Regions from separate parts of the Homo sapiens genome. Here region 1 is linked to region 2. A link is a contact called in ENCODE Hi-C or POLR2A ChIA-PET data. All regions are on one chromosome and are shown on one strand. The core of a region is the stretch at or near the end of the contact, and the rest is flanking DNA. Distances in the headings are between cores, read along the strand shown. Region 1 holds the start of FAM76A (family with sequence similarity 76 member A). Region 2 holds the start of MACO1 (macoilin 1).

Evidence for each region. A loop is a pair of places that touch in the nucleus more often than their neighbours do. ChIA-PET counts read pairs that join two places held with the same protein, here RNA polymerase II (POLR2A). Pooled maps may share reads with other maps.
Region 1: a map of B cell shows a loop between it and region 2 (14-fold over the local background). The contact joins the promoter of FAM76A here to the promoter of MACO1 in region 2. A Hi-C loop is called at or near these places in 1 of 168 maps with a recorded cell type or tissue (B cell) and 7 of 50 pooled maps. POLR2A ChIA-PET finds 5 or more read pairs at or near these places in 1 of 52 experiments (MCF 10A).

The regions. Positions count from the first base shown.
Region 1 is chr1:27,724,184-27,727,634 of GRCh38, reverse strand. FAM76A (family with sequence similarity 76 member A) reads right to left here and starts at 1,674. Exons shown (of 9, transcript NM_152660.3): 1 at 1,474-1,674; 2 at 99-163. The coding sequence starts at 1,554. RefSeq lists silencers at 1,150-1,849, 1,688-2,330.
Region 2 is chr1:25,429,218-25,432,587 of GRCh38, reverse strand. MACO1 (macoilin 1) reads right to left here and starts at 1,691. Exons shown (of 11, transcript NM_018202.6): 1 at 1,410-1,691. The coding sequence starts at 1,489. It also overlaps a transcript of RHCE not described here. RefSeq lists silencers at 1,176-1,835, 2,226-2,665.

The DNA of each region.
Region 1 (3,451 bases), core at 425-2,924, 2.3 Mb before region 2:
TGCAACTGATTATAGCATCTGTACATGAAATGCAATCAATTACAGATTTTAAGAGGAAAAAAGCCTATTAATATCTTTCATGGTCAACAAAACTCTACCTCTCCTGCTGGTACTCAGTCCTGCAGTAGGTGCACTTCACAACAGGGTGTGCAATCCGACATTCCTGAAATGAAATGAGGATATAATTTTAAAAGGCAGTCACAAATGGAAACAGCCTTCAGTAGGAAGCCGACCTGGGTACTATTTCTAGCATAGCTACTATGCTTGAGTGAGTCACTTAAACTTTCTGGGCCTTATTTTTCTCCTCTGTAATACTGGCATCACTTCCCTACTGTTGATGTGGGAGTTAAGTAAGAACTTATATGGATTATATGGAACTAGCCATAAATTGTAAAACAAACATATATATGAACAAGTCCCAGACTGGGAATCAGAAGCCCTGAATTCCAGGCCTGGTTCTTCTGCCACTGTGTGATTTTGCGGTTTACTTGTGAAATGAAAGTGCTGGATTAAAATTATTATTTATATATACATAACTTCCTTAAAATCATATATACATATTTTGAGGCCAAAAAGGGCACTCAAGCACTTGCATTCCCCCAGACCTGGTATATAAAAACTGGCAAATGGAAAGTCATGACCATCTGAGGCAAAAGTGACAATTATGAGTTATCCAAATCAGAGACACAAACTGGATTATTGGATAACCTCAACATTATTCTTCAGCCAGTTTGGTGACTTTTTAACTGTTGCCTCACAGCACCTCTAGTCACTTAAAAAGTAAAAGTGGGATAAAGCAACTTAAAAGAAAAAGAGAAGTTGGACCTTCAGGAGCAAAAACTGATCAGCAGCTAGTCAGGGAAGACCGAAGACCACCAACTGGATGCTGAGAAGTGATCCCTCGGATCTGTGAGCCTGACTGTGGGGCTTTTTTAAAACATAAAGCCTTGCTGCCTCCGATTCTGAGACTGGCCGAAAAGTGAGATGCTTAAAAAAAAAAAAAAAATCAAGCCTTGCTACCTCCGATTCTGAAACTGGTCGAAAAGTGCCCGTGAGGAGCCCGAGTTCGACACATTCCTCCAAGGCAGCACCCAACTTTGGAGTTCAGTCCCAGGAGGGGCAGGAGGTCCCCACCAGGGAGACCGCGGCGGCGGGGGAGGCAGCGCAAAGGGATCCCGAAGGCGACCAGTCAGGGCAAGCAGGGGACCCGCTGTCCCTCCCCCGACCTCACGGGGTCCGAGAACAATCCCCACGGTTGCTAAGCACCCGGACACGCCGGCCGCGGGAGCCTGGACCGGGTCCCGGCTCCCGCACGTGCCCCGCCGGCCCCCAGCGGGGTGGGTGCGGCTCCTCAGCCTGGCGGGCCTGCCACACCCTGCTCCGGGGACCCCGCCGGGCGTCCCCACAGAATCTGGAGCTCCGGGCCGCGCCTCCTGCGTCCCCAGTTCCCGGCCGCCGCCCCAGCCCGCGCACCTTGCACAGCTGCTGCCCCTGAGACAGCGCCTCGAAGGGGAAGCGCTGGTGGCACTTGGTGCAGGCGTAGAGCGCCGCCATGTCCGGCCCGGGCCGCGCTCACCGACCCGCCGGCCCGGCCCGCCGATTTATCTGACAGTCTGAGGCACAACCCGGCGGCGGCTGCAGGCTGCTGGCTGCGGCAGGCGGGCGGGCGCAGGCGGGTCGGGGCGGACCCGGGCGGGCTGGGGCGGGCACGGCGACTCTAGACGCCCGCTCACTGGTGGGCTTTGACGTCGATCAAGTGGGAAGGGGCGGAACACGGAGCTTTCGCCCACTCTGATTCGGTCTGGCCTGGAGTACGCCACTGTGACGCTCCAGGCCGCGATTATGTAAAGCGCAGTCACGCGGGGGCGCCACCTGGAGGGGACAGGCTCCCGGCCGGGACCTCGGAAGAGCTTAGGCTCCGCCCTACTTGCTCAGCGTTCCCGCCCTCGCTCCGCCTCTCCACGGCCTCAGGCGCATCTGCGCTTCTCGCGATACCTTCGGGGATTTGTGATGTTTTGGTTTCCATGGAGCTGCCCTCTGGGAGCACGAGGGGTACAATTGGAACGAAGGCGGCGCACAGTTAACTGGAACTCTGCAGCCGTCCAAGCCCAAAGAAGGTGGGGAGCTTGGGAAAGAAGTTCCTCATAATCGGAGCAGGAGGAGCCCGCCCAGCCTCGCTCAAAGGAGGAGACGAGACTCTGAGGGACAATTTAGAAGTGTGTCCTCAATTTAAGACACCTAAATAGGGAACTGTGGGGCTGTGGGCCTTAGGAGAGAAAAGGAGAGCCCCAGAGAGAGCACCCCTATGCTGCGGAAGAGGGACTAAAGAGATGGCAGTCCTTCCAGGAGGGATTGGACAGATATTCAGGCGTCCGGTGGCCTGCAGGCCCCCATCAGAGTGGGCTGCAATTGGCCCAGACCTGCTTCCTACTTTGTTTTCTCCGGTTTCACCCCCAGCTTCTCTCGCAAGCAACCACCTGGTGATTCCTGACGAGGCCTGACTTCCGGAAGGCAAGCCACGCCCTCCGGGCTCCCCTGCCTCTCTTTGGCTCCAGCTTGGCATGTATAGGAGCTGCCCAAGGAATGACAGACTTCTTGTTCTTGAGGTGTTGGCAAAGCTTCCTGCACTGCTGACCTATCCAAGTCCTGCCTTGTAGCTGCTCTTGGGCATAGGTTACTCTTGGCTCTGCCAACCACCCGTACAGGACTAATTGCAGTTTTACCTCAACGTGCGCTTTTTACAATTAAAAACTGACTTAATGGCTTCTATTTCCCTGCCTCAACAAAAAAAATTTACTCTCTCTGAACCCAAATCTGGCTGCTTCCTTGTAGGATCCCCCAAAGATGTGCATTAATCATTAGGATCAGAAAGCAAAGTTTCCAAATCACTGTTCCACAACTAACTACATGACCTTGGATCTATCACTGAACTTCTCACGGCCTCGTTTTTCTCAATTGTACAATGAGGTCATTGTGAGAATCAAAACCAGTACATGAGTCGGGGCGGGATGGCTCACAACTGTAATCCCAGCACTTTGGGAGGCTGAGGCCAGAGGATCACTTGAGCCTTGGGATTTAAGACCAGCCTGGGTCGGCCGGACGCGGTGGCTCACGCCTGTAATCCCAGCACTTTGGGAGGCCGAGGCGGGTGAATCACCCGAGGATCACCTGAGGTCAGGAGTTCCAGACCAGCCTGACCAACAAGGTCAAACCCTGTCTCTACTAAAATACAAAAATTACCCGGGCGTGGTGGCAGGCGCCTGTAGTCCCAGCTACTCGGGAGGCTGAGACAAGAGAATTGCTTGAACCTGGGAGGCAGAGGTTGCAGTGAGCCAAGATCATGCCACTGAATTCCAGCCTGGACTACGGGGCAAGACTCCGTCTCAAAAAAAAAAAAAAAAAGACCAGCCTGTGCAACACAGTGGGACCCCATTTCTACAAAAAAACTTTT
Region 2 (3,370 bases), core at 442-2,941:
GTAGAAAAAATTGTTTGCTTTCACAGTTCAAGTTAAAATGGTCAAGTTCGATTCATCCAGCATAGATTAGAGTCTGTTTTACTCACTGCTCTATCTTCACTGATTAGAAATGTTCCTGGCACATAGTATATATAACTGATGAATGAATGAATTACTCCTATGCTCTATGGCTCATTTTATAAGAATATACCCAAGAAATTTTTACTTTGATTCCTTAATGCTTTTAAACTTGAAGAAAATCCCCAGTGTTTACATCAGTCAGCTGCTTGTGGAAAGCAATCATTCCACATCTGTAAACAAGAGCATGTGCAAGGTGTACAGTTATGTTAAGACAACTTGGGTGTCATCAGCTACCTCACATATTTCTTGAAATCCCACAGCTAGAGAAGCTAATTGTAAAACACCATGAGGACTCAATTAAGCCTACATCCACATGCTGAGAATTCTTCTTTGTAAACTAATTACTTCTCCACCGAAATCTGTATCAAGGCAAATACCATTTACAAGTAACATTCTGAGAAGAACCAGAAAATAACAGTCGTACACAAATCGACTTGGGGAAGCTATGATAGTAAGTTGCCCCATGAACCTGTTGTCTTTCTCTACCGGTGGACTGAATTCAATTTCTATTTAAAGGGACACTGCTTTTCTTGCGGATGAAAAAAAAAAAAAAGAGTTTGGAGAAAATCCCTTTTTAAAAACGTTCAAAGCAAGCTATCTGCTTGGAATTGTCAAAACAATATTTGCTGAAAAACTGGTCATCAGACCCTTCCGAATCTGGAGCAGGGCCACAGGGCATGATTTGGGGGTATCAGCTTCAGCCCTGGGTGCCAAGTTTGAGATCCCATATGGGAAGCAGAAGGTGAAAGAAGTGACAGCATGGCCCCAGGCCAGTATGCTGGCAGCTTGGGGGAACGAGGGGCCACAGTGGGCTCTCAACTTTGTCAGCCTCCCCCACCCCCCCGCGCTGTGGTCCACGCGCCTCCTGGCTCCGGCCGGCAAGCCCCCAGGCCACCGGGGGGCTCGGGGGCCAGCGGCGGCCAGTCAGAGGTCCCGGAAGCGGCCCTCCCGGCCCAGCGGCATGGCCGGGATGCTGAGGAACGCCGGGCTGGTTGGGGGCTCTCCGCCCCTCCCCCCGGCGGGCCCGGCGCTTCCAACGGCGGCGCGGCGGCTCCCTCAGCCAGCGCCCGCCGCGCCCTGCCCGCCCGGCCGGGCCGACCCTCGCCACGCCCCGCGCACCCGGGGCGGACCCCGGCGGGCGGGCCAGCGGCTCCGGGGCCAGCGCTCCTTAGGAGAGCCCCCGGCGCGGGCGTGCGGCCTACTCGGGGTTACATAACGGGGCCAGGCCCCTCGGAGCTGGAGGGGGACCGCAGGGCCCGCGCCCGCGGAGTGGGGGTGCAGCCGCTCACCTGCCGTAAATGCCCTCGGTGATCCGGTTCCGCTTTAGGGGGCGGCGGAGCTTACTGCAGTCGGCGTTCCGCCGCTTCATCCTCCCGCTGGGGGGCCGGGTGCCCGCGCCGCCGCCGCCGTCTCTCACCTCAGCTGCCGCCGCCGCTGGCCCGCCCCGCGTCGGGCCTGGACTCTACCCCTGAGGCCGGTCACACAGACATGGAGCCAGCACCCGGGGGGAGGGGGTAGCACGGGGAGGGGGGGCTCGGAGCCTCCTCCGCCTTCGGAAACAAAGAAATGACAATTCCGGGGCCCGCCCGCCCAGCACCAGCCAGCCGCCTGCCCCGCCTCCTCGGCTCCGACGGACGGCCCGGGAGGCCAATAGAAGCCACCGGTAAACCGCTGTCGGCCAATCCCAGGGCCCGCTGAGGCAAAACTGACTCTAGAACCCGCCCCTTTGAAGGACGGAAGAATGCGCCAATCATTATAGTGTCTGGGTCCCCGGCTGAGCCTATCAGAAAAGATTTAAATAGAGGCTTATAAATAGGCCCTATAAATATAACATCCTATATTACGCCTTGTTGCGAAGGTATGCTTTATTATTATTGGGTTGCGTTTCATTGTATTGTAATCCCTACTAGAGCATACCGTACGGCATGGCATTGTAGGCTCTCGTCTAGCAATGTATGAAATCGGAAGGCCCGGGTTTGCGGCATGTGCGGTGTCTGCGCTGACGTGCGCTTCAGCCAGTCGCGTCATTATGTAAGGGAGCATCCCAGGAACAGCGCCGGGGACCCTTCTGCGGATGCTGGAGAGCTCGGCCAGGCCGACCGCGTCAGCGCGCACCGGGGGTACGAATGACAAAGCAAACCCCACACGCACACAGACACACACCCTGCCAGCTTCCCGCGACGTGGTGACAGCGCGCCGGCCAATCGGAGGTGGCGGCCCCGCCCCGGGTTACGCCACGGGGCGGAGCCGTGGGGGCGCGCGACGTAGCGCAGAGATGCCCGGGGCGTGTGCGGCGGTGCGGCCCGGGCTCCACGTCCACAGGCTGGGCAGCGCTGTGGGCCCCGCGGGCGCCGAGTCCGCAGGACCCGCGAGGGCACTACCGCGAAGCATCGGCCTCCGGGCCGGGCCGGGCCGGACCGGGAGCCTGCTCGGCGGGTCCGGGCTCCTGCAAGGCGGGGACGCGGGGCCGGCGACCCTTCACGCTTCGTACTCATTGAGCGCCGATTTTATGCCAGGCACCGTGCTGGGTAATTTGCGTGTATTTGCTCATTTACTCCTTATAACTCCCCTGCCACGTACGTATGGCAAAGTAACACTTAGAAAAGTCCGCATGGTGTTTTTTTTTAAGAGAAATAAAAAGAATGTTTATCATTAGAGAAAACTGGGGAAAATGTAGGAAAGTGGCCGAAAAGGAAAAAACACCAATGAGTCTCATCACATTAACACAAATACAGTTGACATTTTATTGTATTTGCTTGTTTTCCAATTTTCCCCTATGGATGATAATGTTACTATTGCTATTAAATAGAATAGTGGTCATACTAGAATAGTAGTCATACTAGAATAGTAGTCATACTGTTTTTAACATAAGCATTTTTACATGTTTTAATGCAGCTTTTATAAATATTTCTGAAAATATTGCAGAATGTCCTATCCAGTAGCTTTATCAGTGTAATCCCTCAACGACAATGGGGCAGTTAGTCTTCCAGTGCATTTTTAAAACTTCCCAGGAAGGGCTGGGCGCGGTGGCTCACGCCTGTAATCCCAGCACTTTGGGAGGCCGAGGCGGGTAGATCACGAGGTCAGGAGATCGGAGACCATCCTGGATAACATGGTGAAACCCCATCTCTACTAAAAATACAAAAAATTAGCTGGGCATGGTGGCGGGCACCTGTAGTCCCAGCTACTCGAGAGGCTGAGGCAGGAGAGCGAGACTTTGTCTCAAAAAAAAAAAAAAAAAAAAAACTTC